Linked DNA regions of Mus musculus: region 1 is linked to region 2. A link is a loop called in an ENCODE intact Hi-C map of the cell type or tissue named here. Cell type or tissue: left cerebral cortex. All regions are shown on one strand. Links, peaks and the distances in the headings refer to the core of each region. The heading gives the core; the rest is flanking DNA.

Region 1 (15,950 bases), core at 4,838-12,837, 140 kb after region 2:
ACGTATAAGCTACAAAATACATAAGGATGTAATTTCAAATTATGTAGTGTACTAACTAGTATAGTTACTTTCTGTTGCTGTGATGAAACACAGGCCAAAATGAACCTGACAGGCAAAAGGTCTTCGTACAACTCCCAGAGCACAATCCATAGCTGAGAAATCAAGACAGAAGCTGAAGGAGGGATTTTGGAGGGAGCAACTGGAGCAGAAAGCATGAAGGATCACTGTCTCCTGGGTTGCTCCTTGTGACTTACTCAGCTTATTTTCTTATTCAGCCCAAGACCACCTGCCCACAGTTGGCACCACCCACACAGGTCTGGGAACCCTGCATCAATTGTTAATAAGAAAATGACGCTGTCCTAGCAAAGAAAATTAAAAACCTAACCAGCACAGTAACCTTTAAGAAACCACTCATTGAACATTAGCACATTTAAAAAGAGTGTCTGTAAGTATCTGAAAATGTACTTATTTATGATCTTATATGTTCTCATTATCTTACTGTACAGAGGTAGATTTCATTCTATACCTCAACCAAAACAACATATCACAACATTTGGATGAAAATTAATATAAGGATTTAGTAGTCTTTTATTAAAGCAATTTTGAAACATGAAATGCTACCTCTAGTTTTTAAATATGTCTACCATTTTTTTCCATCAAAGGATGCCACTTTTATCACCACACTATGGAATTTTGTTGTTTAGGGATTTTGTGTGTATTATTGTTTTGATTTTGTTTTGAGACAGGGTCTTACTATGAAACCTAGAAGGCCTAGGTAGAGGAGGGTGGTAGAGGAGGGTGGCCTCAGATTCATAGGGATTGCTTGCCTCCTGAGCGCTGAGATTAAGGGCTGAGATTAAGGCATGTACCATCATTCTAGACTCTGACACTGTAAGACCCCCGAAGCTGGGCCTCCGCTCAAGTCCCGGGATGAGCTGGCCAACACCCCAACGACTGAGAGAAAACCACACCTGATGCAAACTGCAAGAGGTTTTATTATCAGCTAGCTGAGGACGAACCCCTTCTGCCTCACAGGGCAGGGGAGTTCGACCCTGAGTGGTAACAGTAGGGGGCTTTTAACAGCTAGCTGAGGAATTGGGAGGAGTTGGGAGGAGAGTTGGCTACAGCTCCTTTCTGGTGAGGGGTGGGAGTGAGCTGCAGCCTCCTCTCTGGTGTCTATCTCCATGTCCTTGTAGGTCTTCCTGCATCTCTGGCTGTAAGGCCCAGGAACAAAAAGGCTTTTTGCTGGCTATAGAGAACAAAGAGCTTCTTTCTGGCTGTTTTTTGTTTGTTTGTTTGTTTGTTTGTTTGTTTTTGTTTTGTTTTGTTTTGTTTTGTTTTAGAGATCAGGGAAAACAAGCTTGGGGAACATCCAGGGGCTTTGCCTTCTAGGGAGAAATGCTCTAAGTCGGGGTCTCACAACACTACAGATTTTAATTATTTTGTTTGGATTAATAACCATTTTTTAGACTTTATTTATGGTGTGACCAACATCAAGAAAGGTTCACTCAAAAATTCTTGGGGTGATCAATAACTTTTAAAAGATGTGTGTGTGTATATATATATATATATATATATATATATATATATATATATATATCCATGCTCATGGTTATGTATGTTTATACAATACATGTGTGTGAGGATATGTGTCTATATGTGTGTACATACATGCAGAGGCCAGAGAATGATGTAAGGTGTCTTTCTTGATCATTCTCCACTTTGTAAGGAGAGGAAGGGTCTCTCTCACTTGAATCCAAAACCTCAGGACTCAGCTTACACAGCCAACTAGCTTTTCCTGGGATCCTGTCTCCACTTCCCACATTCTGTGATTACAGGAGGGCCATCCTGCCCACCCAGAACTTACATTGCTACCGGAGACCTGAATTCCAGTCATCATGCTTGCTCAGCAAGCATTTTTGCCTCCTAAAACACCTTCCCAGGTTCCTCAATGCATTTTTTTTTGGTTATTTTATTTACCTACATTTCAAATGTTATCCTCCTTCCCAGTTTTCCCTCTGCAACCCCCCTATCCCATCTCACCTTCCATCATTGATATATTAGTTCATTCTATGTGGTTGTTTTGTGAACTGGAGCATTGGGGCAGGAGGGTGCTACAGCTTTGTTAAGGATTCTACAAGGAGGATTGCCTAATGATCAGGACTTTTATGACTATGGGAAGTGGAAATGTTGCAGGATCTGTGTCAAATTACTTAGGACTACCTATAATCAACCCTAGTAACCATTCATTGTATCTGACCTATCACCCATGCTTGTGGCTATTAGGTAAATCCTGACATATACAATTAGATCACAAACTGCCATCAGTCTGAAGGCTAAGAATGTCTCCAGGTGATAGCCGAAGCCTGTAACTGATTCCCCTGCTGTGCTGACACCCACCTCACTTAATGTTCCCAACAGTGTGTTTGAAAAGCGCCCTGATTAGTTACTTTGTCCTGTTACTATTTTTTAAACCTTATAAAATTGCTCTTGTGTTAGTACATAGTATTTGGGATGAGTTAATTCTGTGTGTCTGATCCATGGTCACTCACCTTTGACTCCAGAAGAAACCATTCCCTTTGAAGTAAAAAATAAATAAATAAATAAAAATAATAAAAAAAGAAACTGCATTTTTACATCAGCAACCTGAACATCAAGAACTATTTATGTATTGTGAGGGATTTTTAAAATAAGGAGTAGTAGCAGTCTACAACTCAGTCACCAACCTGTACTTGACGTTATTTAACAGATGAGTTTTGCTGCCTGGAGAATATAGGATCCAGCTCTTCCTGAGCTTAAGGTAAATAAGGCCCTTTCCAATAAGACACAGTGTGAATAATCTTCTGTCTCAAGTATACACCTGGGTCTCCAAATAAATAGATCTTACATATCCACATATAGATATTTCCAAATCCTTTCTATACAACAGAGGCTAGTCTGTAGGAGGTGCAACAAAAATATTCTCCATTTACATTGTGGCTCTCTCTCTCTCTCTCTCTCTCTCTCTCTCTCTCTCTCTCTCTCTCTCTCTCTCTCATAAATCTTTCATTATAAACAGCAAATATTTACCTTGGACCTCCCTCTATTCATAATTATCTTTCAATTGCTGCTTTCCAACTTCAACCACCTTAAGAAAATGGAAGGCAAAAAGAAAAACAAACTTAACTAATAACAAAACAGGATAGCTTAAAGGGCCCTGTAATTCATCTCAAGACTCAGAGCTAGTAGATACAGTAACCACACTTGAGCCTGTGTTTTAACGTCAGGAGAGTGAACTATAGGTGAGCCCACTCATTTCCTGAGTTTCATAAACACCTACATTAGGCAGTGGGCAGTGGAACAAGTGTGTTCCTTCTCTCAATGAACTTAGGATCCTCCAGGGTAATCAGACCAGATGTGTATCAAACCTAGCTCCTCAGAATGCAACCTGTCGAATGATGCCCACAGAAACCATGGATATAGCAGAGGAAGATTACAGTGGAAAAGCAGAGGGCTTCCAAGAGGAGCTAGCATTTTAACTGCACTTGAGTGATGGGTGGAATATAATGAGGAAGCTGTCAAAGGAGCAGAAAGTAGGCTGAGCGCCTACTGGTCTAGGATGGAAGAGATGGAAGGTAGAGAAAAGGGAGCTATTTATTACCAATTGTCACTGTTTGGGATTTTGCTCCTTGTATTCACAAGCAGCTCAAATCAGAACCTAGAAAGGGCAGACCCTTCCCTGGGATTGCCCACCAGGCCTTCTCATAGCTACTGCTGTTCCCCAGACACTTGCAGATGTGTCTGGTGCTGGAGGCTGTCACTGAATTCTTAAAGAGTTTCTCATCGCTGCCCTTCAGCTTACAACTTTGGCTGTCATTTCATTCTGCACACTCACCCTGTCTGAAAGAGGCAAGTAGCACCAAAACTGCGAGAACTGGCAGCAGGGGTTAAAAAGATTTTTTAAAACGAAAAGGAGGACCAATAAGCTATCTAAATTGGTAAAGGCACTCACTGCCAAGCTTGATGACCTAAACCCCTGGGACTCACATGGTCAAGGGAAAGAATTGACTCCTGCAGGTTTCCCTATGGTATGCATGTACAAATAACAAAAATAGTTGCTCTGTCTCTCTGTCTGTCTTTCTCTCTCTCTCTCTCTCTCTCTGTGTGTGTGTGTGTGTGTGTGTGTGTGTGTGTGTGTGTGTGTGTGTGTGTGTGTGTAGCAGCCTCTGAACAAATCTGAACCACTCTACTCAGGCAGCATCAGACATTTAAAAGGTTGGGATGTGTCCAGTGAGTGGGCATCAGAAGTTGTCCATCACCACAGCCCTGCTTACCCCTTGTCTTATACACAGAACATCGCACCCTTACTTCCTCAAAGAGGAATGACTCTTTGTAAGGAAGCATCGCATTGTTTTTCTGAAGTGAATGACCATTTATTTTTTTATTATTTTATTTATTTTTTTCCATTTTATTAGGTATTTAGCTCATTTACATTTCCAATGCTATACCAAAAGTCCCCCATACCCACCCACCCCCATTCCCCTACCCACCCACTCCCCCTTTTTGGCCCTGGCGTTCCCCTATACGACCATTTATAATCAAAGTAAGAGAATGAATGTTCAAATGTCTGGACAGAAAACTGTGGATAGTTAATCACAGAGCTGAAAGAAACCCCAACCCTAGAAACCCCTGCCATGTCTGAGATTTTTCTAGCTCTATCATAACGCTCTTCAACTTTGTAAATAAAAAAGAAGCTTATATGATTTGCAAAGACATCCTATACCACATTTAAATGGTCATAGATCTTACTTAAGAGTTTCTCAAATGGATACCTGCCACTCTGCTAACTTGTTGACATTAGGCATTTAATTTTCTTTATTGATATCTAGTTATATTACAAATTAAAATGTATGAGTTACCTTTCAAAGATACGTGCAATACAGGTATGTTAGAAGGAAGCAGGAGAATTCAATCGTAAGGAAATAAAATCGAGCCAGGCAAGAGGGTGATAGAAAATACATACTGCAAAGTATTTGTGATGCATCTATGCCACCCCCATCCCCACCCCACCCGAAGTTTTCCAACAGGCACTGTCATTTCTAGTTTATCATATAATTCTGCTTCTCAAAGATAAAATCAAACCACCTGTCAGGACATTAATCAATAACTCTTCATGAGGGAGCTACCAGTCTCATATGGGCCAAGCATCAGCTTCTATTAAGCAAGGTCCTCAGAACATTCATGAGTCTTTTTTTTTTCATCTTGTGTTTACACTGGGACTAGATCCTGACTCCTAACCTGTGCACACAAATCCCAGAGGAAACTCAGAGCTCCTGCAAGGCTTTCAGAAACAGTGTCCATAAATTTATGACAGAACAATTTTCCCAGTCACCGATGTTAAATATGTGTAAAAGCTGTTGTGGCTATAAAATATACACTGCTTAGGCTTCGTAAATGATAAGTGGAATTTTATTTTCTCATTTTACAGTTGACAATAGAAACTTAAAATTATTGTCAATGGGTGAAAATGGAGCAACGATGTCCTTGTGAATATGTAAATGAATCATGTTATCCAAAGGCAGTGTGCAGCCACGGTAGCCACCTTTCATTCTGACTCAGTTCTTATTTTAAATCCTTACTTGGTTATCTCTTGGGGAAGAAAGAGCAAACAGTTGTGTATCTAGCAGACTTAAAGAATGACTATCCTCCTGGCTGGGACTCCCTCCTCTTGCTACATAAATATGAATATGTTATAACCAACAGGTGGTCTAGAAGAGCAGTTGGTGCCATCTTATGTTATTTGAGGTGCCTGATGTGGATATATCTCTAACTGCTGTTCTAAAATGGGATTCAAGCAGTACATGAAAATACACCTGCAATTCCTCCTACCTTCCTTCCATATAGTAAAAAAAAAAAAAAAAAAAAAGTGTATTCCAGAAGGAGCCAAAGACCATTGCCACGATTGCCTTAACCAAGAATATTTGACAGCGAATTAAATCTAAATGCCCTCACCACCATTTTAAAAATGTCATTCATGGAAAACCTTATTTTCATGATATGTTATTTCCTCTTGTTCCTTTCATCAAAAATTAAAGAAAAAAGTAAAAAACTACTGAAGGAGGTGGTTTGCTATATGAAATTATTAAATAAAGCTAATGTAAAATAAGTAGAACTCTGCAAAGTTACTTCATTGGTGTCTCAGAGTTTCTATTGTTACAGCAAAACACCATGACCAAAAAGCAAAGCAAGCTGGGGAGTAAAGGGTTTATTCAGCTTACACTTCCATATCTCTGTTCATTACCAAAGGTAGGTCAGACAGGAACTCAAACAGGACAGGCAGTATTCTGGAAGCAAGAGCTGATGTAGAGACCATGGAGGAGTGCTGCTTACTGGTTTCCTTCAAATGGCTTGCTCAGCCTACTTTCTTCAAGAACCCAGGGTCACCAGCCTAGGAATCGTACCACGCACAGTAACCTGGGTCCTCTCCCATCAATAACTAGTTAAGAAAATGCCCTACGAAATGCAAATCAAAACAACCCTGAGATTCCATCTCACACCAGTCAGAATGGCTAAGATCAAAAATTCAGGTGACAGCAGATGCTGGCAAGGATGTGGAGAAAGAGGAACACTCCTCCATTGTTGGTGGGATTGCAGGCTTGTACAACCACTCTGGAAATCAGTCTGGTGGTACCTCAGAAAATTGGACATAATACTACCAGAGGATCCTGCAATACCTCTCCTGGGAATATATCCAGAAGATGTTCCAACTGGTAAGAAGGACACATGCTCCACCATGTTCATAGCAGCCTTATTTATAAAAGCCAGAAGCTGGAAAGAACCCAGATGCCCCTCAACAGAGGAATGGATACAGAAAATGTGGTACATTTACACTCAGCTATTAAAAAGAATGAATTTATGAAATTCCTAGCCAAATGGATGGACCTGGAGGGCATCATCCTGAGTAAGGTAACCCAATCACAAAAGAACTCACACAACATGTACTCACTCATAAGTGGATATTAGCACAGAAACTTAGAATACCCAAGATATAAGATACAATTTGCTAAACACATGAAACTCAAGAAGAACGAAGACCAAAGTGTGGACACTTTGCCCCTTCTTAGAATTGGGAACAAAACACCCATGGAAGGAGTAACAGAGACAAAGTTTGGAGTTGAGACGAAAGGATGGACCATCTATAGACTGCCATATCCAGGGATCCATCCCATAATCAGCCTCCAAACACTGACACCATTGCATACACTAGCAAGATTTTGCTGAAAGGACCCAGATATAGCTGTCTCTTGTGAGACTATGCTGGGGCCTAGCAAACACAGAAGTGGATGCTCACAGTCAGCTATTGGATGGATCACGGGGCCCCCAATGGAGGAGCTAGAGAAAGCACCCAAGGGGCTGGGGGGGATCTGCAATTCTATAGGTGGAACAACAATATGAACTAACTAGTACCCCCCGGAGTTCGTGTCTCTAGCTGCATATGTATGAGAAGATGGCCTAGTTGGCCATCAGTGGAAAGAGAGGCCCATTGGTCGTGCAACCTTTATATGCCTCAGTACAGGGGAACGCCAGGGCCAAGAAGTGGGAGTGGGTGGGTGGGGGAGTGGGTTGGGGTATGTGTGGGGGACTTTTGGGAGAGCATTGGAAATGTAAATGAAATAAATACCTAAAAAAAAAATGAAAGAAAGAAAAAAAAGAATTAAAATCCAGAACACACACACACACACACACACAAAAAGAAAGAAAAAAGAAAAAAAGAAAAAAGAAAATGCCCTACAGCCAGATCTTATGGAGGCATTTTCAAAAGTAAGATTTCCCCTTTTCAGATAACTCTAGTTTGTGTGTCGTTGACATAAGACCAGCCAGCACAGTTGGGGTGTACTAAAATACTAAAATCTGTAATCTTTCCCTCTTTAATAATTAGATGGCATGTCAAATTGTCTTCTAAGATCTCTCCTACATCATTAGATTGAGAATATATCAACTTTATATAAAGGAAGGCCCATCCCAATGTGTTATGAAATGATAAGAAACTAATTAAAATGAAAGGGAATCAGGACACAGCCAGGCTTTATCTCAATGGAAAGGCTTGGTTCTTTGAGGAAGGATGCCACCAGTCACTCTGCATCTTGGGATATTAGGATTCGAATTCTACAAAGTCATGATAATTGAATGCAAGGCATAAGAGAAAATAAGGTAATTTCAAATAACTTAAGGGACCTTTTGCACACAAACCCAAAACTAATGAAAGATCAGTAAAATAATGAAAAGTAGTTTTCCATTATCTTGGATAGATTCATGCATAAATTTGCATTAAATAATAGCAAGAACTCACCCTTGTATTCTCCTTATCTAAAATACTAGATTATGAAACCCAGACTTCTACCTGCTCAAGAAATGAACCAGCCAATATTCCCAACAGAAGCTGAAATATTTACCCTCTCCAAGAAGAGGTGTAGCATATGGTATTTTCTAAAGTTGAATAAGCCCGCAAGGAACATGGTTAGCCATTCTCCATGTGTCCCAAATAACCTAGGCACTGCAGGCTATATTCCCTGGATCCTTTATTTAATTTGGACATTTTTATCGTGTTGGTAAAAAAAAAAAAAAGTAAACAAACAAAACAAAATAGGCCAAGCTGAAAGTAATAATAGTAAAAAAAACAAAAAAACAACAAAAAAAACCTTGCTCCTAAAAGTGCATCGGAACTATGATACAGAATTTTCAGCTTCCCAACTATAATCAACAGTAACATTTCCATCACAGGTGTTATTCCTCATGCCTTGCTTCCCTCTATTAAAACAACCACAGCACCAGAAGATATTGCTTGATGCAACTAGGGTGGTTAATTTTAGAAAATCAAAAGTATTGAGAATTAATGAAAATATAAGGAAAATGGAAATCTTATACAGTGTCTTTAGAAGTACAAAATAGCATAGACATTATGGAATACAGTTTTTTGTGATCCCTAAAAAGTTAAATACAGAATTAAATAAGAACCAGCAGCTCCACTTCTAGTATATGACGAACATAATGGAAAGCAAGGCTTTCTTCTTACACATCCACCACTGTTCACAAGAACCAAAAGGAAAGTGAACAATGAAGTGGCCATCAACAAATGAAGGCCTGCATGAAGTGCAGCTCACACATGCAATGTGATATTATTCAGACATAGAACGAGGAACAGCATGCTGACACCTCCTTCATTGTGAATGTTCCTTGGAAGCATCATGCTATGTGCAAGAAGCCAGACACAAAAGGACAAACACTGCGTGATACTAGTCTTATGAGGTTCCTAGAATAGGAAACTTCTGGGAGGCTGAAAATAAAATGTACCAGGAACTGAGGGAAAGAGGGGAAAACAAGCTGCTATGGTTAATGGTTCTCCGCTCAGAATGATGAAAAAGTTCTGGAAACAGAAGGTGATAACAGTTTTAAAAATTCTGTGAATGAATGTACTGAATTCTACTCAAGTGTACACTTTAAATGGCTGGAGCAGTAAATGTTCTTATGTGGAATTTGTCACATCCTCTAAATTCAATGCTAGAAACCACCACTCCCACACAAGTCTCTCTCTGCTCACAAATGTATACACATTCACACCATGATTCTGTGGCCTTTTATTTCATGCATCCCTTGAGTTCCCAGAACTGCACCTCCTGGGAACTCTGGCATGTCCCTGACAGATTATTTTGTGATGCTTCTCACATGATGGTTTCAGGGTGCCAGTGATGGAATTCATGGTTGTAACATATTTCTTAACCAACGGGTTGAATTTCAAACTGGCTACAATTATGTGGGTTTAATGAGGGTACATTTCTATGACAAGAGTTTTAGGACACAGTATGCCAAATGGAATCATTTCAATCTTTAAAGCAATTGAACATTATTGATAGAAAAGCCAGGAACTGGAAAGAGTAGGAATATGGGGGTTTTTTCTACACTGTCCCTCAACTTACCACCCACCATAGAAAAACATACAGGAAAAGGTGTGTATCACTTTCATAAAAAGCTCCCAAAAGTGACTTTTGTCTGAGCAATCGGGCTTGTGGTCATATCTGGAAATATTGCTTATTGGTATATAGACAGAATTGAAAGCTCGCTGAAAACATTCAGTCTTTTGGTGTGATTGTTAGAGACCCATTTCCTTCCTCAGACTGTTGGCCACAGATGAAACAGCCACATCCTCTTTGACTTCATCAGGGTGGGGATTAAGAAAGAGCAACAAATTGTTTCCAATTCTAAGAAGGGGCAAAGTGTCCACACTTTGGTCTTCGTTCTTCTTCAGTTTTATGTGTTTAGCAAATTGTATCTTATATCTCGCTATATTAAGTTTCTGGGCTAATATCCACTTATCAGTGAGTACCTATCATTTGAGTTCTTTTGTGATTGTGTTACCTCACTCAGGATGATGCCCTCCAGGTCAGAGACAAAGTTTGAAGCTGAGATAAAAGGATGGACCATCTAGAGACTGCCATATCCAGGGATCCATCCCATAATTAGCCTCCAAAAGATGACACCATTGCATACACTAGCATTTGCTGCAAGGACCCTGATATAGCTGTCTCTTGTGAGACTAGGCCAGGGCCTAGCAAACACATAAGTGGATGCTCACAGTCAGCTATTAGATGGATCACAGGGCCCCCAGTGGAGGAGCTAGAGAAAGTATCCAAGGAGCTAAAGAGATCTGCAACCCTGTAGGTGCAACATTATGAACTAACCAGTACCCCGGAGCTCTTGACCCTAGCTGCATATGTATCAAAAGACGGCCTAGATGGCCATCACTGGAAAGAGAGGCCCATTGGACTTGCAAACTTTATATGCCCCAGTACAGGGGAACGCCAGGGCAAAAAAATGGGAATGGGTGGGTAGGGAAGTTGGGGACTTTTGGGATAGCATTGGAAATGTAATTGAGGAAAATACATAATAATTATATATGTATGTATATAAAAGAAAGAAACAGCAATAGAGAAGCATAGAGAAATGAAACTGACCTACTTGCCCATATCACTTTCTTATATGACAGAAGGTAGTTTCTGATAAGTCTGAAGAACACAGTGGCTCTGTCTGGTGTGTAGGACATCCTGGCTCAGATGAAAGTATCCACTATCCACATGTCTGCTTTCTTTCTACTACTTCCCTTAGGGACAAAGGAGCTGAGGAATGAACAGCCCTGCTCCCTGCCTTGCAAGTTCTCTGCTGTGCTGCTTGCTATAGTAACACTTTCAATTATCAGGAACATATTTATAATGCATACTGCCAGCAGCATAGAGTGCAATGACCCAGTTCAGCTGCTGGAACCTACGCATGAAGCATATGAGAAGTACAACTCTCATTTCACAAGTGTGCAAACTGAGGCAATGCAAATCGAAAACTCCTACCTGGGGTTATTAGGGCCAGATAAGGAATACTCTCTCAGACATTCTTGGTTTGGTTGGCTGTTCCTCAAGTTTAGAACATTCTTCAGTTAGAGACACAAGAGAAACCTCATAGTTTGGCTAAGTATTTGGAGTTTGGATGAGGTTGAGTCAATTTATGTAAGGGGTACAAGTAGAGGGAAAACGTGTTTTAATCTCTTCTAGCTATTTACTCTGAGTCATCCATCTTTCAGGATAGTGGCCTCCATTTACATGATTGATGTCATGACAGCCATTTACACATTTGAAACTCTTAAAATGTCATTGGATGCATGATGTACTGGATTTTACTCAAAACAGGGAAAATGCAAATTGTTCCAAAATGACTTTCGTGGTTGGGATTTGATAGATAGTACCCCCAAAAAATTCCTAAGGTGATATTTAAAATATATATATAACAGAGTTGACTTCCCCCCACATACTTTGCTTTTGGAAATCTCATAAAATGTGTCTCTGTTGAGTGTGAGGACTATACTCCACAGCTAGTCTTTTCTGTGATTTGTGTCTTATCCCAATAAGCAAATGTTTTAAAACACACATGTACAAGCAACTTTTGCTTAAAAAAAATTGACTTCTCACTTGGGCCCACAAAGTAACTAAAAAGTATGATAAAGCTCTGATATTTCTGCTTTCGTTTTTATTCGGCTTCTTACTTTGGCCAAAGATATAGAGGTAAGTAGGTCACGGTCCTTAACCTTTGCCCTTGAGTTGCTGTGGATTCCCAGAACAGCAGCATTCTCAGGGTAAGAAAATCTCAGATGAGAACAGTCAGCCATGAGGGTGAAGATGTCCCTGGAGCAGAAGGAATAATTTTTTTAGGGAACAGATCATTCTTCTCAAACAAGCACTGCAAATAGGTTTCCAATAGTTTCCCCAACTAGTGAAGGCTCTGGGTTCCTGGAGACTTAATCAAAGAATTGAACTAGGGAATACTAGCAGTTTTCAGGGACATGTTTGATTCACACGAGAAAAACATAGTAGCAAGACAGCAAGTGAAGGGACTGAATGGGAGACGGTGCAAGAGCTCCAAGTCCCTTTTAGAGACTCTTATTTAGAAAAATAGACAGAGTGAGGGGCTCCATCCCTGCGGAAATGAATTAGATGTATTGTTGCCATGACTGACAGGAGGATAGCCATATAACTTTAGATAATCTGTGTGTATATTCTGTTTGCTTAAATATATGCACAATCATACATACTCATGAGATAGAAAATAAGGGTTTTTCTTTGATGGGTCATTCAGAGAATGACCGTTCATTCAGTTAGGCCCATTACTGTTCCTGTACCTAACACCAATATTATCTAGCATTTCTGCTCCTAGCAGGATGTGCCTGACTCAAGTTACCCACAGGAGGGGTGGAGGTTAAGTGTTGACTCACTGGGAAGAATACGGCTCTTAGTCCACTCGAGTGAGAGGTTTCCCAGGTTGCCTGGCTATACCTATGTTTGCCTGTCTCAGGAAGGCCTTCTTCAGACCACCCTCCAGAACCCAGATGAGATCATGATCAGCCAAACCAGGACAGCTTGATTTTGCAGGCAATTTGCTTCTGCCTCACCTTTTTGTTAAACCTATAGTATCCCAAAGATGGAATTGGAGCCATTGCACTTTTTGATTTGTTCTTATTTCTAATGTGACACATTAAAGAAATACCCTTTCTCTGCTTCTAACCATTACTTGTCTCTTTAATCGGCGTACTGGCAACGCACTTGGCACCAGGCAGGCAAAGCACTTAGCTAACGCATTAAATCAACACGTGCGTATTTCCTGGATTTTGCTTCACGTTTTCTACAAAATTGTAGCGACTACAGAGAAAGTAGAGAGGAAACTAAGCATTGTATTCTCCCTAGTCTGGCCAAACTGAGAATCAATACAATATTCTTCATCAACTTTGGTCTCCATCTGTTCAAGTAGAGAGGTAACTCTGGAGCAGCTGTAATGAATGTCAGCACTTGGGAACTGGACCAAAGACAACCATAAGAGAAGCCTGTGACTCACTGATTCCTGTGGTTGGAGTGAGGGGAGTTATGAGCCACTGGCTGTTTTTCCTGGTTGCCTGGTCCTTTGGTATTGACTGTCTATAAAAATATATTGATGAACTAGTAAAGGAAAGGGGATTTTAGATCTCTGTCTTGTACGTTTTGTGCAAAGCATGCTAGTGTTTAGTTTTATGATTTAGAGAGTTACTGGTAAACCCACACTCTGAACCTTGGTTTGTTTTGTACTCTTGGCACCAATTTGTGATGGGGCTTCATTTAAACAGCCTGTCAGTTTAAAAGCTCCACTGAGCCACTGGCTGAATGGTTGTTTGATTGCATGACCTGAAAGTTCAGACGACGTTTTTGTGGAGTGTTAGCACTGCTTGTTTTCTGTAGAACACTGCTTAGCATGCTTTGGATTTTCTGTTTGTCTCCATGTTTGGAGCTTGAAAGCCACTTGGATTTGTCTTTTCTCAGCTGAGTACCGTTCGTGAAACAACTACATTTGGGAGTAAATCATTTCTCCCCTCTGAGGCTCAGATAGCCACTCGGACGCTGTCTCTGTTATGGAATAAAAAACAAGAATCTTAGAACACTGCATGCTTACAATCTCAGTAAATTTCTTGTGAGATCTCTGTTGTGTTTTGTGCAGATGTAAAACATTGCAAGTCTATACTATACTGGGCACCCTTGAGAAGAATCTCTGTTGGTTCAACCTTTTGTGATCTAAGAGCACACAGAATTAATACAACTGTTTTATCTGTCTTTTGTTGTATTAGTCTCTGAGATAATTGGCTTGAAGAGAGGTATACCAGAAGCAGTAATGTCATTAAAGACATATTCCAGTAATGTTCCCATGGACTCAAAAATAATAATAATAGACAAATGTTCCTTGTGACACACTCTGAGTAACTACATGACCAGGCTTTTTACAGGGGAGTCGAGGTTGTCTAGTCTTACAATAGGTACAGTTTAACAAGGAAATGCATCATGGTTCACCCCATCCTGAGCTGAAGAATTCCAGTGGCTTGCATAAGAGTTTTGTCACCCACATCTTTTACTGCCCTGTACTTCTGAGACTTTCTGAGACATATGAGAGGACACTCAGCCAGTGTCCAATGAGAAAAAAAAAATCCTCATTAATCATCACATATTCCTAACCTAAAATACATCCCTAACTACTAGCTCTTATGTTAGCCACCAAGACAAACCCTAGCCTAAAACTCAATTTGTTCTAGAAGTCCAAAAAATTACTGGCTAATGTACTTGTGGTCATTTTTATTTGTTAATATGTTGTTGCAAATCCTATTACTTATTATTCTTGCCAGGCCTAATTTATAACATAGTTTGCTTTTGTATTAATTTACAAGATTGCTATGTATCACCTGTATCTTTTTTCTACCCCTTAACAAGCTGTCTTCTCAATATCTTAATCTCAGTTAGGCCTACCTTATAAAATGCTTAGGATCCAATGCTTCTAAATATTAACTCTAGAAACAAAAGGTTAAAACAAAACAAAAACCTTGCTGTGTGTTTGTACAGCAGACAAAAACATTAATTATAAGTTTAAAATTAAGACATCATCTTAGTTTATTGAAAATATAATTTAGATATAACTCTTTATTCAGAGAGTTGATGAATCTATGCAGCCTCTGTAGCTGAAGTGCTATTAACTTCTTAAGGACTATTACAATAGTATATTGGCTCTGTGAAAAGTATTCCATAAAACATGAAAATGATTTGAATATGCTGTATTTTACAAGAGTGATAAGCATCTATACTGCTTTACTAAAAGCAAATTTAGTTTTTTTAAAACATAATTCACTGAGCCATAACATAAAAATTCTGTTGAGTTATAAAGTTCTATATTTACATAGATGTCAGTAAAGATTTCTTCCAAAACAGATTCTAGGAAGAAAAGTTATTATTTTTTAATAGCTAAGCTTAATAAAAAATCAGAGAGCATATGAATGCTTCATGCCAGTCAAAATACCTCTAAATGACTCACCTTAAAATAATTTTAGAAGATTATTGATATGTTTTTTCAAGGATGCAACTAATAAATACAAAATTCGTATTAAGGCTCAGATACATATAAAATGATGGTTGTGTGTTTGTTCAAGATTTGTATGGTAAATTTCTATGTCTGAACTAGATTTATGGGCAATTCTACACACTATGAGGAGTAGCAGCTAGGATCTGGGACAGGTTTCACAATGTTTTGTGAGTAACGGCTGAAGTGACTAATACTAACAAGTCTAGGGAGAAATTGTCAGCCTGGGTTCAATTCCTGGGATCCAGTAGAAATAGAAAAAAAGATTCTCACAAGTTAACCTCTGACCTTCACAGGAGTACACACACACAAATAAATAAATAAATAAAAGTACAATATCATTTTCTTTTGTAAAAAATACATAAAAGACACTGGAAAGATATAGGTAGTTAAAAGCACCTACTGGTCTTGCAGTGACTCTGGTTCAGTTCCCAAGACTCACATGGTGACTCACCACCATCTGTAACTACAGTTCCAAGTGAACCAATGTCTCTCTCTGGCCTCCACAG
Region 2 (15,950 bases), core at 3,605-11,604:
TGTTTCAGGCAGTTAGAAAGATGGTGTCTTCTGCACTAAGTGGAGCTTGAGCATGGGAGACCTTCAACCCCACCCCCATAGTGACACACTTCCTCCAGCAAGGTCACACCTCCTAACAATGCTACTCCCTAACAGCCACGTATATTCAAACCACCACACTAAGAGCTCTCTGTGTCTTTTGGACACAGACTTGGACTGTGTCTTTCTAATTCATACACCAAAAAGTATATTATTATCATTAATATCTTCCTTGAAATTGATAGAAATTTACTGATCCCCCATATTCTTTGTTTCTATATTAGCTAATTTCTATCACCTGAGTTTGGGTTATAAAGCTCTTCATCTTTGAAATAGTAAATGTTAAGAGTTTTTGAAGTACTTTATAATAGCACTGAAATTTAAATTTACATTGGATGAGTATTATATGTGAGTTTTCTCAAAGTTCTAATGCATTAAGAAATTTACAAATCTACAGGTGGGACCTATAGAAACACAGAGAGTGCTCACTTATCACAGATGGCATATCCTTAAAATCCAGTTTAAAAATTATGCAGTATTACATAAAAGAATAGCAAGAGGTAAATGACTTATTGTTATTGATAGCAGTCCTGAAAGTAATTGTTTTTATAAGACCTGTGTTAATTTTATGGTTTAGGCAATCCTTTTCATTCTTCTAACTTATCTTTCAAAAATAAAATAGATGTTTTTTGTTTAGAGGACATCTAATTTTTCATGTGGATCGCATTTTTGATAATTTCTAGAATTCAGCTGCTCTTCAATAAATCTTATTAAAGTGGCATGCACACCTTGGAAGCAACCAAAAGTTCTCTAATTAGACTTAAGACCTTGTGATGGTTTGTATATTCTTGGACCAGGGAGTGGCACCATCTGGAGGTGTGGCCTAGTTGGAATAGGTGTGACCTGGTTGGAATAGGTGTGTCACTGTGGGTGTGGGCTTAAGACTCTCACCCTAGTTGCCTGGAAGTCAGTCTTCCATTAGCAGCCTTTGGATGAAGACGTAGAACTCTCAGCTCTGTCTGTGCCATGACAGCCTGGATGCCGCCATGCTCCCACCTTGATGATAATGGACTGAACCTCTGAACCTGTAAGCTATGCCCAATTAAATGTTGTTTTTTTATAAGACTTGCCTTGGTCATGGTGTCTGTTCACAGTAGTAAAACCCTAACTAAGACAGACCTGATGAAGAAGAGTGCAATTATGCCTGATACTGGAAAGCTAAACAAAAACTCAGAGCTAATAAGGTCATGCTATAGAGGGGTCCTGTTGGATCCACAAGAAGATGAATAATGACACAGAGACTTTTAAATTTTATTATACCTTAGGCCTTAGCTAGGCTACCTCCCAGCTAGTTCATCTAACTTCATTAACCTGATTATTCTAGTCCACACCCTGCCACATGGCCTGATACCTCTCTCTCAATCTCAATGTGTCCAACCACATCTATGTTCAGCTGTCAAATCCTCCCACCTCTTCTTCTCCCAAAGACTCCTCAGCCCATAAGCCCTGCTTTCCATTTCCTGCATAGCCATTGGCCAACAGATCTTTATTAAGCCAATCAGCAAGTGAGGAAGGTGTATGAAACACCCAAAATACCATAAGAATAAAAAATACCAAAATCCAGCCAGTACTAAGCTCTCTTCTGGCACAGAATTAACAGCTGAGTAATACAAAGACAATCTTCACACAATGTGCCCCAATATCTCCCTTTTTTCAGATCAGCAAGTGCCTTTTTCTATAACATCAATAAATTATAAGAACAATTATGAGAACTATTAGGTAAGAACTACATTCACAATATTCAGTCCAGTTGTATTTGGCAACCTTGGAGAATGTACTTCACTATCTATTCTATCTTGGTAAGTCCAAAATTCTGTACCTAAATCACTGTCTATCACTAAGTTTTTATATTATCTTTCTTATTATGTATTACCAAACTAAAATCAACATTTTAGACCATAAAACATTTTCTTAGATCCTAATCAACTTAAGTTTATATATGCTTAATCTTTAATAAAGAAAACTGTAAGATTACATCTATCTAGTCTTCAACCCCATCAGAGACCTAAGAAGGATAAATATTACCTGAGTGAACAGGATATGCCGAGCAAGCAGCTTTCTAAACTATACAAATGACAAAGATGCTGGTTGCCTGGAGAGTCATGCAAGGTTCCTCTGTATTGTTGTTGCATATATCTCCAGCCATCAGGCCCAGAATATCTGGCAGACAATAATTATGAGAGACTAGAGTACATTTTCTCAACAAAGTATGGCAGTTGATTTTTCCAATGTCCTGTTTGTCCACTGTTTGGACAGCATGCAGTTAGCAGTTGTGGAAAATGCAGGGTTTATTTTCCCCCTATGGTGTTGCAGGATACTTGATCACACTGTGAATCCCAAGATTGTGATCTGGAAAAATTTGTTTCTTGTTGTGGTGTGCTGTTTATTCTGTCTTGAGCTTGCACGTAGCTTTAACCCAAAAGCTTTTTGTAAATAAGAGCTAAATAAAGTCAACAATAGATCAAGAGGTAGAGCAAGCTACCAGTTGACAGGGAATGAATATCAGAAAATCCAGAAAAGAGAAAGGAGGTATTTAAGACAGTTTGGAGAAAAAGAAGTTGTTTCTTTCTGGGACATTGGTGGAGTAGGAAGATCAGCTGGGTTTTTTCTCTGTCTTTAGATTTCACCCCAGTATCTGGCTCCTGAGTCCTCACTGGTAAGTCAAAATTTCAGGATTTTGTTTTTTCAAACAGCACAGTAACTATCCTTGGCACAGTAGAAGCAAGCATCACGTGGAGGTTCTTCAATGCCCATCATCTCCTTCAGGGAAGAATGGGGGTGCTGCAATAAGCAGATATGTCTCTTTCAGAAAAGTCTTTTTTATTATAATCTTAAATGCCATATTCTGTAGATCTCTAAAGTGTTTGAAGATTATTTATCGATCTAAACTATGTCTAAATAGACAAAAAAATTCTTTTTTCTCGCTTCTTACTATCTGCTTAACACTTAAAGCATTTACAGGAGGCTAAATAAGGCTTATTTCTGTAATTAACTAAACTATTACTTTAAAAGGCTATTTGTTTGGTTATTATAGGTGACTAACAACTAAATTGCATTTCTTGATTATCCTAAACTGCTTGTAATAGTAGCATTCAAAGACTAGAACTTCACATTAAATTGTTAAATGCATTGCATATGTGTAATACTCTAAAAAAGAGTTGAAACAGTATGTAGTAACAAGAACCTTAAATTTCTACTCATACAAAAATCCATACAAATATAAAGTACTTGAGACTTGTTGGTGCTATTTAGTATAAAAATGGATACATTTACTTTTCTCTTTTGTTCTTTCATCCATATATCCCTCCTTTTCTTTTCATCCCTTGATCCCTTTCCTAAATGGGAGAGAAATGAGCAAAGGGGGGAAGAGAGAAAGGGACCTCTGAATCTAACCTCCTTCGATTTATTGTAGGAAAACACACAACTGCCACTTTACCTTTCCAGCACAATTCCTAACTACAGTCGATTTGTTCTTGTCCTCACAGATAAGTACGGTCCTTGCCCCTCTCCAGTGAAACTTTTATTGTCCATGGGAACAATTTCAGAATGCTAAAACCAATAGAAAGACAGAGTTTTGGAAATTCTGCCTTTTTAATGACTGCAGTTCATTTCACTTCTGTACCCATGCAATGCATAGAAATAACAAGGGTGTTCAGAAAAAGAGAATCCTACATCTATCTCCCTGTAATTCTGATATTATTTGTGAAGGTTTGCCTTGAGTGGAACTTCATACTGCCATGTTACCCACATTCATCACACAACATCACCTTTATTTCTCGGTCTGTGAATGTCAGAAGTAAAGGGGACATGAAGATTGAGAAGACAGAGTTGCAGAGAGGTAAACGTAAAATCATGGGCTTGCACAGGGCACTCTTGGAAGACATGTGGTCCAACTTAATCTTCTGATGCTAAAGCATTCATACTACAAGGAGCCAATACAAAAATGCATCATATCTTGCTGTACTTAAATCTCATGTCCATATCTATTTGTATATCTGTATGCTAAGGCTATGAATATGACTAGAAAGAAGTGATAAACTGTATAGAAAATGTATATTTACACAATGGAGTACTACTCAGCTATCAAAAACAATGACTTCATGAAATTTGCAGGCAAATGGATGGAACTAAATCTTTATATTTAAATATTCTGATGCAGGGTGGTGTGTGTGTTGGGTTATGTGTGTGAAGTGGGGATCAGAGGTGGTTGAGGGGTGGGGGAGCACCCTCTCAGAAGCAAAGGAGATGGGGAGGGGGGAAAATCTTGGAAGAGGGGAAGGTTTGAGTATGCCATTTATTCCAATGCATGTTTTAGGAAACTATAGTTATGTAGACTTAAAACTGGATTCTCTATTCATTTTATTGATCTGTATATTTTCTAACATTATCATGTTTTTAAGGTGATACCTCTCACAATACTTTTTTTAATTGGGTATTTATTTCATTTACATTTCCAATGTTATCCCAAAAGTCCCCCACACGCTCCCCCCACCCACTCCCACTTCTTGGCCCTGGTGTTCCCCTGTACTCAACAGAGGAATGGGTACAGAAAATGTGGTACATTTACACAATGGAATACTACTCAGCTATTAAAAAGAATGAATTTATGAAATTCCTAGGCAAATGGATGGACCTGGAGGGCATCATCCTGAGTGAGGTAACACATTCACAAAGGAACTCACACAATATGTACTCACTGATAAGTGGATATTAGCCCAAAACCTAGGATACCCAAGATATAAGATACAATTTCCTAAACACATGAAACTCAAGAAAAATGAAGAGTGAAGTGTGGACACTATGCCCCTCCTTAGAAGTGGGAACAAAACACCCTTGGAAGGAGTTACAGAGACAAAGTTTGGAGCTGAGATGAAAGGATGGTCCATGTAGAGACTTCCATATCCAGGGATCCACTCCATAATCAGCATCCAAACGCTGACACCATTGCATACACTAGCAAGATTTTATCGAAAGGACCCAGATGTAGCTGTCTCTTGTGAGACTATGCCGGGGCCTAGCAAACACAGAAGTGGATGCCCAGAGTCAGCTAATGGATGGATCACAGGGCTCCCAATGGAGGAGCTAGAGAAAGTAGCCAAGGAGCTAAAGGGATCTGCAACGCTATAGGTGGAACAACATTATGAACTAACCAGTACCCCGGAGCTCTTGACTCTAGCTGCATATGTATCAAAAGATGGCCTAGTCGGCCATCACTGCAAAGAGAGGCCCATTGGACACGCAAACTTCATATGCCCCAGTACAGGGGAACGCCAGGGCCAAAAAGGGGGAGTGGGTGGGTAGGGGATTGGGGGTGGGTGGGTATGGGGGACTTTTGGTATAGCATTGGAAATGTAAATGAGCTAAATACCTAGTAAAAAAAAAAAGAAAGAAGTGGCAGAGTCAAATCCCCACTTACTTTTCTTTTATCTCAGTATATTCCAAGCTCATTTGAAAATTTTTAGAAAGACTATTTTTTGTTTTTATATTGAAAATATTTTTATGCACTATAATTTGATGCTAACTTCTCATCCCTCAAATCTTCCCAGATCCTTCCCATCTCCCCACCCACTCAACCAACCAACTCCTCCTCCTTTTTCTTTCTCTTTCTCTCTTTCTTTTTCTTTTTGTTCAGGTTTTAATTTTTTCCTATTCATAAAACAAAGAGTTATTTCCTGACCATGACAATTTTATTCATGTGGAGAATACTTTCTAAAATACTGGAATGTCTAACATAGAGTCTGAACTGTTTTCAATTTCATTTTTAATTAAATTTGTAAAGTATATAATTCACATAGAGAATACTTTCCAAAATACAAAAAAATGCCTAACATGGAAGCTAAAAATTTTATGATTTATTTTCTAATTAAATTTTTTTCACATGTACTTTGATCATATTCTTTAAAGCTCTTGGAATTATCAGTCAAATTATTTTTACTTGATTTGTGTTTTTGAGATCTGGGTCTGAGGGAAATAATTCAGTCTTGTTAGGGAGTATGAGAATGCTTTGAAGTCCTGGCTTAATTGACCTATTATATCAGTTTCTGGTAGGAATTTACTAGACTATCCCATGGTAATGGATTCACCTATGTCTCATTTAAATCTGTTCAGTTTTTCCTTATGTATTGGGAAGCTATGTTATTAGATACATAAATATGTATGTATATGATGCCATCCAGATACACTTGACATTTATTCCTATGGACTATCCAAGCAACATTCCTTGTATTTTGTAGCAATATTCATCTTTGGTAAAATTATTAAGTTTGCATCATTTTGGCATCACTCTTCTGATATCCCTTGCTTCCTTATGCTCATTTCTTGCATGGATATATATATATATATATATATATATATATATATATATATAATCTTTTTACTCTGTTTCACTATAATTTCATATTGAAAATACATGTCTTATGAAGTTAACACTTTTGTCTATTTGACTATCTGTTATCATTAATGACTCCATTCTATAACATTATTGAAATAGTTGAATTATAGATCATTAAGTCAATTATACTATTTCTGTACACCATTAGGCTTTCCCCTTCATTTCTCCTTTCCTAGTCCTCTTTATGTTTCTAGTGATTGCTAGCCTCCTCCTCCTTACTCTTTGAATTCAATGTACATAACTTTCCATAAGTCTCCCCTCAGCCATTTGTTTCTTCCTTGTACCCGCCTTTCTTCTAGTGGCAGAAGCATAAAAACATCATCAAGACAATTAAGTTTGAGTTATACAAATTAAGTCATGGCAACATAAATATAGCCCCATGTAAAAAACCCCCCTTTCGGGGATTGTAGCAGCTGCTCTAACACAGAAGCAGATGCACTGAGAAAGGTTGTTTAAATAAAATATTTTTAGTTTCTTTAGATTTTCATCTTGGTTTCTGGAACAGTAGCATCCGCTGTACTCTATACCATATGTTGGGAATGATTACAATTTGTAGCTGAGTTTCCAACTTAAGACAATTTTAAATTATCCTAACATCCTTGAGGGAGAGATAGATAAAGCCTATATTTGCTGCAACGTATACGATTTATGACTTCCACAGTCCACAGGTCTAATCTGATGCTCATATATATGTCCCAGCAGTGACTTGTAACTCAAAAGGTATTTTTCGTCTCTGGTAAGAAGTCAACAGATGCATGATATTAGTCATTATGATGACCCCAGTACTAAAATATAGATACAAAGTCACTTTATTCGTGTGTATCAGTTGTATAATATGGATTCTATTATGGTACTGCATTTTTTATTAGATATTTTCTTTATATACATTTCAAATACTATCCCAAAATTTCCCTATACCCACCCTCTGCCCTGCTCCCCTACCCACCCACTCCCGCTTCTTTGCCCTGGCATTCCCCTGCATCGGGGCATATAAAGTTTGCAACACCAAGGGGCCTCCCTTCCCAGTGATGGCTGACTAGGCCATCTTCTGCTACATATGCAGCTAGAGATATGAGCTCTGGGGTACTGGTTAGTTCTTATTGTTATTCCACCTATAGGGTTGCAGACCCCTTCAGCTCCTTGGGTGCTTTCTCTAGCTTCTCCATTGGGGGCCCTATTCCTTCTTATAGATGACTGTGAACATCCAGTTCTGTATTTGCCAGGCACTGGCATAGCCTCATACGAGACAGCTATAATAGGGTCCCTTCAGCAAAATCTTTTGGCATTGTGCAATAGTGTCTGGTTTTTATGGCTGATTATGGGATGGATTCCCGGGTGGGGTAGTCTCTGGATGGTCCATCCTTTCATCTTAGCTTCAAACTGCTGTGCGTGCATATCAAAAACTTTGACCACCTGTGAAAGTTCAAGGTTTAATTACTCAAAAGCCTTATAGACCTACATTTAAAGATGCACATACTCTTTAGACATATTAAAGAACTGAATGCCAGAGAGGTAAGGAATCTTATTTAAGTTGTAAACCCAGAATTTCAAACCAATATTCTCTGATCCAGAGATTTCCTCCCAAATGCAGATTCTACCCGACTATGGTATTTGTCATGGAGCTGCTAAGCTTTGTGTCCACTAAGACAAAAGGAAGCAATATTTTCTAGAACCAAGGATTTCGTGATTTCCCTGATATCCATTTTCTTTATCTTCTTTGTTGCTAGATGGGACTTAACTAGATAGGATGATGTGCAAAGATCACATTTCACAGATTATCTCACTCTGTATGCTCCATTGTCATTAAGTTGAACGTAATCAGATTTATAGAGAAATTTTGAGAGTACTTCTGAAAAGTCCCCATGATGATAAAGAATGATACCCATTTTCTTCCTTTCATATTACATTTTGCTGATTGGGATGAAAATAAAATGTCAGAAAGGCCAACAGTAATAGTCAACCTTGTGGATGGGCTATTTATCTCATGTAGGGTGGGGTGGAAGGTTGAAAAGAATTGGATAGTGTTGTGGGAAATATTTTAAAAATGAGCTCACCAACTCTCTATGGTGCTAGACCAAGCTTTTAGGCTCCTGCAGGCCTGTCAAATCTCCCCAGCTAGCTCCCACAGCATCTAACTTGATTGTCCCACAAGCCACTAGTTCCTTCTCTGCTATAATCCCCTGTAATGGGTGGCCTCACACTCCAGTAATCAAATAGATCCCCAGTAGAATCAAGACTCTTAATTAACCAATCAGATTTATGTATCAATAATATCACAATTTACAAGATGTCAATAAATAATTTCAGAGCCAACTGATAATGATAAAAACTTTATCTCAATATTTCTAACCTTGTGAAATCATAGCTACTTTGTAGCTGGGTAAATGTCAGCAGCCATCTTGCTTCTCCTCATCTGAGAGGCTCTCCCCATCTCTCTTCAACACTTAGACCTCCCTTTTCCCTCCTTTTCCCTGTCCAATCACAGACCTCCTCTTCACTAACGTAATTGGACAGGGAAAATCCTGCAACAGGATAGCTTCAAGGAAACACGAAAACAACCCCCAAATTACTAACTCCATACTTCTTTCACACACCAAGAACAAACTTCTATCCATTTTAGCTAGTCTATGCATTATTTCAACTCTATTCCCAAAATTATTCTACTTATAAAATATTTCATCTCTGAAAGTTACAGATGTAAAATTTAGGTAGCTATCTTACCATGTAAATAAAAGCAACACATTATGGATGATTAAGCAGCCAGATGTGGAAATCTTGGATCTTGGAGGACATTATTGCTGCACTGAGATAACTATTTAAGGAACTCCCATAGTTTTGAAATTTATTGTGTGAGAGAATATAAATCTTCCCTCTTAAAAAAAGAAATTATGTAAGTTAGGGCACTAATAATTGGTACATAAGTTGAGTCTCAATAAAATTCACTACATGTCGAATAGAATCTAAGCCTTTTATCCACATCTATGTGACCATAAGACTTGGCTTCATATCCTTTCTACTTTCAAGTGTTGCTTACTTACTCTGTTCTCTGAAGCCAAAGCTGCTGCCTTGCTATGTATTGTTGTTTTTAACAAAATCTCCATCATTTGACTTTACAAATTAAGATTTGAGATGACCTAGATACTGGGTTTCTCTCTGTCTCTGTCTCTTTCGGCTGCTTGATCTTGCTGTCACTAGAAGTCCATTCCTTCAGTGACATTGCAGCCTATTTCTTTGGAATTCTAGTGCATACTGAAGACCAGTTGTGACGTCCAGCCTTATGGACTGAAAAACGACTAGATTCTTGGACCTTTCATTGATAGACAACCATTGCTGGACTAGCTGGACTGGTCTGAATACAGTCTAATAAATCACTTCTATAATCACTGTTCCTCTAGAGAACCCTGACTAAAACAGAAGCCATGGTTGATAATCCAAGTTTCACATGCTTCTTTCATGACAGTTGCTGTTATAGGAGCATTTTATTAACTTCTGTGGCTAAGTACTATCAGCTTAGGGGAGGGTTGCCTACTGCCCATCAGTGTCCTTAAATATCGGATACCAGTGGTGTCCAACTCTTGACACCAGCAGTGTTTTTCTACTTCTGGACTTGTGATTTTCTACCTATACATTACTAGAACCGTGACACCAGATATTTTGTGCATATAATAGAGAAAATGCTGCCATTTCTCATTTATAGAAATTTTATAATATGAATTCTATCAGAAATATGATTTATGAAAGAAATGATTAATGAATAATTATTATTGGAATTCTTGAACGCAATGAACTGTTTGCAACCAGCAAAAACAACTTCTAGTTCTAGAATTAAAAGTTCATGGTATGGTCAGCAAGAGCAGAAAGTGGAGAAAAAGCCGAAAATGACTGTATAAAAATGTAGAAAGAATCTTAAGCATGGGAAGCCTTGAATACATGGGAGCGGTAGTGGAAATATAGGAAATGGAAGTAGATAAAACAAGAAGGAAGGAAAAGGCATAATAATGAGCCAAAGTTCTCCTTAGAGTTGCAGTCTAGATTAAACCATTGGTAGGATGCAGAGTGATGGGCAATGTCCTTTTAATCCCTATTGCTTAAGGAAAACCACGTGATACCTTGTACATAGAAGAAAAGTGGAGTGGATGATCCAGAAAGTGACATTCATGCATAGGTGCATACTTAGCTGCCATTATATATAATGAGAGGGTTGGGATCTTTGGGGTGATAGCCAGACCTAATTACTATGTAGTGTGAAAGGAAAAAGTCTATTACTCCCAACTTATTTTAATATACAATTAGTACAATTGGATAACAGACTATTTTTCTTAATGAGTATTCATGCATTGATCTTACCAGATACCTGTCTGCATTTCTTAATATGTCAGAAACAATTTTAAACACAGTTTCCCTGTGCTTAGGATAAATAAAAGAAGAAACTATATCTTTTGAATAACCTCAGCAAAAGGCAGCTTTTGATTATGTTTATTTTCTTTCTTAGTGGAATTTTAAAGTGTATTTGACAGAACTCTTTTCTGCCAAACAAGTGAATTATTACAGTCTGTGTCTGCTGTGTATATTGAGAGAGAGCGAGAGAGAGCGAGAGCGAGAGCGAGAGAGAGAGAGAGAGAGAGAGAGAGAGATCAATATGTCACAATCAATTCGACTGGAATGTTTCCAGAAGCATGTGTGTGAATAAATGAGAACCTAATTAGCTAAAGGAAACAAATCTTAATTTTAAAATTAATAAAAAAAATTATCATTCATTACCTACTGGATATAATGATATTATGGGATCACTTATGAGTGTTGATAGCAGGCACTCACCCATTGCTTATTTTTATTTCCATTTTCCATTTAAATACTTTGCATGTAAGCTCTATAGATAACAGGCACTGTGTAATTTAGGTAACAGAAAATGGGTGTTTAATGTTCCATTAAATTAGAAACTGAAGCTGTGCGATTTGAGCTAGGCCAACCAGAAATAATAGAACCCAGAGAGATTATATACACATTTTATTTGGTGATGAAAGATCTGCCCATGTTTCTAAACGGAAACATCAATGTCTATCATCTGAATACATGTTGAATGTTAAACTAGAGTTCTGTGACTGCGTGTGACTTCATATATGAGCATTGCAATGAGATTGTTCTAGGATTATGTGTACAGTTGTGAGTCCCAGGTAGCTACAGAAACTTATGCTGAGGCCATCGAGGGTCAACAGGGCAGAGATCAAAAGACAATGTATATGGAGAGTTGGAATCTCTAATCTATTGCCGTAGGAGTGACTCAAATATTTGTGGAATATCTTTTGTCTAATTTGAGGATCTCACACATGAGTTTATGATATTTGTCTATTTACACCTTCTTCCTCTCTCTACTCCTTTTATGCCTGCTAAACCATCCTTCTCTTCTTTTCCTGAGAATCAAGCATTCAAACATATAAGTATGGGATCACTGACATAAAACCTATCACAAATATGGTAGTAATAAACTCTTATCTAGCACTTATAACCTCTCCATCCACAGATTCTGAGCTAAGTTTACACTGCCAGGTACGAGTTCTTTCCAACTAAGTAGAATTAAGGTCCTATTGGACAGCTGTTGTTTACCCCTAAGATATAATTCAACTACTACCATGTAATGGACATCTTGCCAGTCCTTCTTGGTATATAGACGTTATAGCTATGTAGGGATGTTAATAAATTTTCTCTTTTTTGAAGGCCATGGGATTCATTTAATTTGGATACCAGAAGTACCCTTCTTGTAAGAATAATTGTGCACTGAAGGGTATTGTTCATACATTTTTATTTATTTACAATTTCAGCCATTACCCCTGCTTCTGGTCACTCCTCCTACAGTTCCTCATCCTATTCCTCCTCCTGTCACCAAAAGGATGCTCCCCCACCACCAGGCTTTCCTTCTCTCTAGGATTTCAAGCCTCTCCAGGATAAGGCACATCTTCTCCCACCAAGACCAGACCAGGCTATATGTGTCAGGGGTCTCAGATCAGCTCCTGTATGCTGCCTGATTGCTGGCTCAGTGTCTGGGAGCTCCCAGGGGTCTGGGTTAGTTGAGACTGCTGATCTTCCTATAAGGTCACTGTCTTCTTCAGCTTCTTCTGTTCTCCCCATAATTCAACCAAAGGAGTCCCCAATTTCAGTCCAATGGTTGGGTGTAAGTATCTGCATCTGTCTCAGTCAGCTGCTGTTTGGCCCTCTCAGAAGACAGTCATGCTAGGATCTTCTCTGTAAGCACATCGTAGCATCAGTAATAGTGTCAGGCCTTGGTGTCTCCCCTTGAGCTGGACCCCCAGTTGGGCCAGTCACTGCACTGCCTTTCAGTCTCTTCTCCCTTTTTTTTTCTCTTTAGTCCTTTTAAACAGGAACACTTGTAGGTCAGAAATTTTGACTATGGGTTGGTAATGCCATCCCTCCTCTTGAAGCCCTGTCTATCTACTGGAGGTGGACTCTGTGTTCCCTTTCCCCACAGTTGGTTATTTCATCTAAGGTCACTCCCATTGAGTACTGAAAGTCTCTCACCTCACAGATATCTGGTACTTTCTGGATGGTGTCCCCACCTCCCACCTCTGAGGCGCATATTTCCACTCATTCTGCTGTCCCTCAGTGCTTCATTCCTGTTTTCTCTCCCCCAATACCAGATCATGTTCCCCCTTTCCCCTCCTGTCTCCTCATCCATCCCATAATCAGTCACCAAATCCAGACACTATTGCATATGCCAGCAAGATTTTGCTGAAAGAACCTTGATATAGCTGTCTCTTTCTAAGTCTACCACACATCCTAGAAGATAGTGGGCCTAGTAATCTATAAGGTCTACAGTGAGCTATAGGACTAGATCTAGAACCACCTAGGAAGTGAACCTCTGGGTCTGTTCAGGAATGAGTTTCTAAATCAGGTTCATTGCAGTGTTCCTGAACTGAGCAAAAGGAAAAAGCAGAAAGAACAATTTTCTTCCAAGCCTTGTTGTTCAAGAAAGCACACCTAATTGGATGATTCTGAAAGAGTTTCTCAATTAGAGTGTAATGAATTTTTTGTTGTTGTTGTTCTAGCATAAGGAAAGATAAAAAAGAAGAGTAAATTTTATATAAAGAGAATTCCAAGAGAAAAAAATCCTGCTGGAAATCACCATAGGATCTGAGAAGTAAGGCTGGTAGCAAGAAGTCACTTGTCTGAGGAACCAGACAGAGCATAGAGCTGAATAATGCTTCCTTCAATCTAGGAGTTCTGTCATTCCATTCAGAAGGAAACTGCTCACTGCCTTTCTGATATGCCTCTTTCTCACTAAAATATTCCCTCCTATGATGGTAAATGTTATTTATCAATTTGACTGGATGTAGATTAACCTAGAAAGTGAACCTCTAGGCCCATCCATGAAGGAATCTCTAAATTAGATTCACTGCAGTGCTACTGGACTGAATAAAGGAAAAAAAGCAAGCTGAACACCAGCATCTGTCACTATGTGCTTCCTTAAATCAATGTGACCAATGGCCTTATGCACTGATATATGCCTTCTCTGCCATGATGGGCTGTACCCTCAAACTGTGTGGCTAAACAAACCTTTCTCTTTTAAGTTGTTTCTGCTCAGTATTTTGCCAGACCAATGAAGAACATTGTTATTACACCTCCAACTCCTACCAGTCTATGCGACAATGGTCTCTGCAAATGACCTTTATTACATCCTGCATGCATTTGAACAAAGCCAATCCCTAAAGTTTTCCACAAATATTGTAACAAATTCGATGAGTTAAAACAACATAAATCACAGACACAGTGGTTCTTGCTTTGTAACCCAGAACTTGAGAGCTGGAGGCAGGGCTATCAGAAGTTCAAGGCCAGTCAGTGCCATATGAGCCAATGTCTTAGGGAAGCAAGGACAACAACAACAAAAACTCAAAACATATGTGTAGTTATAGAAGTAAGGAGTTTTAAAAATCAAAGTTTTGGTATAACTGCATTCTGTCAGTGGGGTCGGGAACAAATCTGTTCCCTAGTTTTGTTGTTGTTGTTGTTTGTTTGTTTGTTTAGTGCCTCTAAAGGCTACCTACCTCCTTTGGCTAATGTTTTCATATCATTTGATCTCTGCAGTCTTTTGCTCTTTGTCTCTGACTGTGACTCTGTCTTTGACTCTGACTCTCTTATAAGGATCTTCTAGGTAGACTGGGTCTACCTAGAAAATTTAGCATAACATTCCCCTCTCAAATCCCCAGGATTAATCACATCAAGAAAATTATTTTTTGTTACTACGTAAAGTAATGTGGTCACCAGCTCCAGAGATATGGAAGACTTTGAGGGAAGTCATTCAACTTACTATATCCATATTTTAAGATCATGTGACACTGGAGACTTTTCTCTGTTATTTGCTGTTTTCTGGCTGCATGTTCATATGTCTGATATTTGGATTGTCTGGTTTACATTGTAACTCTTCCTTCTGTTGAACTTCTATTTGGCTAACAAACAGTCATTTGGAACAAGTGGTACCGAGACTCTTCATCTGAACTTTAATCAGCGACAGTTTTAAACACCACTGACCAGGCATCATCTACCAAAGTGTCTTTAAATCAACTCACTTGCCATAACTGAGTTTATTTTGTTACACCATTATGTCCAGTCTATTATTTTATATCTCTCCTACATTGTTTTAAATCACAGAGACAATCAAACTTTGTTTTGCTTCTCTTTCTTCTGCACCTTTAGGATCTATATGACCTTATTTTTTCATTTGTCCAGAGCCTTGTGGCTTTTCCAGTCAGCTGTCTCATCGGGAACTGAGCTCCATGATGCCATGTGCTACTATATTACTTACGACAGCACTTTGCCCTGAGATCCACACTGCGGCATGCCTTTGACATCCTGCTGAGGCTCTCAAGAGCATCCAGGAGAACTTGTACACCTAGACTGACCCATTTAATATTTCTTCAATTCTCTTCTCCTTCGAAATGCTTCAAAAATTATCTGAAGCTCTCATCACTCTGCTCAAAACTCAAATCCAACCGAATACTCCTCACTCTCAGAAGGTGGATAGCGAAGCTTTCCTGAAAGCTTTGAAGCATAGCTTGCCCTACAGGAAAAGCCCATCCATTGCCAAGAGTAACTTCCTTCTACATCCAGAGGACTGGATTCGTTCCTCTACATCCAGAGGACAGGGTTCTCTCCCTCTCTTCCCCTCAGTGGCATCGATGTCTTACATCTCTTCTGGAACAGTTTTCTCTTACCTCTCTTTTCTCTTTCCTACACTTTCAATATCACCTCCATTTTTTTTGCGAAATAATTTTGTTGTCTAGCAACTTAAACTATTCTTTAAAACTTTTTCTACAACTTGCTCTTCTGATTTTACTGACTTTGTTTCCTGTATTGCTATCTTTTCTTTTGAATGTTACATTAATGATTATGCCTTAAAATGTGACAAAGCCTTACAAATCAATGCTTGCAGCACTTTGTTGTTTGGAGGTCCTAGAAACAAAGTTCCTTA

The links. Hi-C counts contacts between places; a loop is a spot of excess contacts. Peaks named below come from ENCODE experiments on the same cell type or tissue, not always from the same donor. Only the 100,000 strongest peaks of a DNase experiment are listed, where the experiment ranks them.
Region 1: a loop joins it to region 2, with 9 times the contacts of the local background. A loop is called at or near these places in 2 of 42 quality-filtered maps.

What each region holds. Positions count from the first base shown.
Region 1 is chr19:35,296,490-35,312,439 of GRCm38, reverse strand. No RefSeq gene overlaps it. Among named protein-coding and RNA genes, the nearest start is that of Gm24006, 100 kb to the right of the region's middle. In left cerebral cortex, for the core only: no CTCF peak of the experiment used is centred there; DNase peaks (open chromatin) are centred at 9,306 and 9,475.
Region 2 is chr19:35,433,650-35,449,599 of GRCm38, reverse strand. No RefSeq gene overlaps it. Among named protein-coding and RNA genes, the nearest start is that of Gm24006, 240 kb to the right of the region's middle. In left cerebral cortex, for the core only: no CTCF peak of the experiment used is centred there; a DNase peak (open chromatin) is centred at 6,945.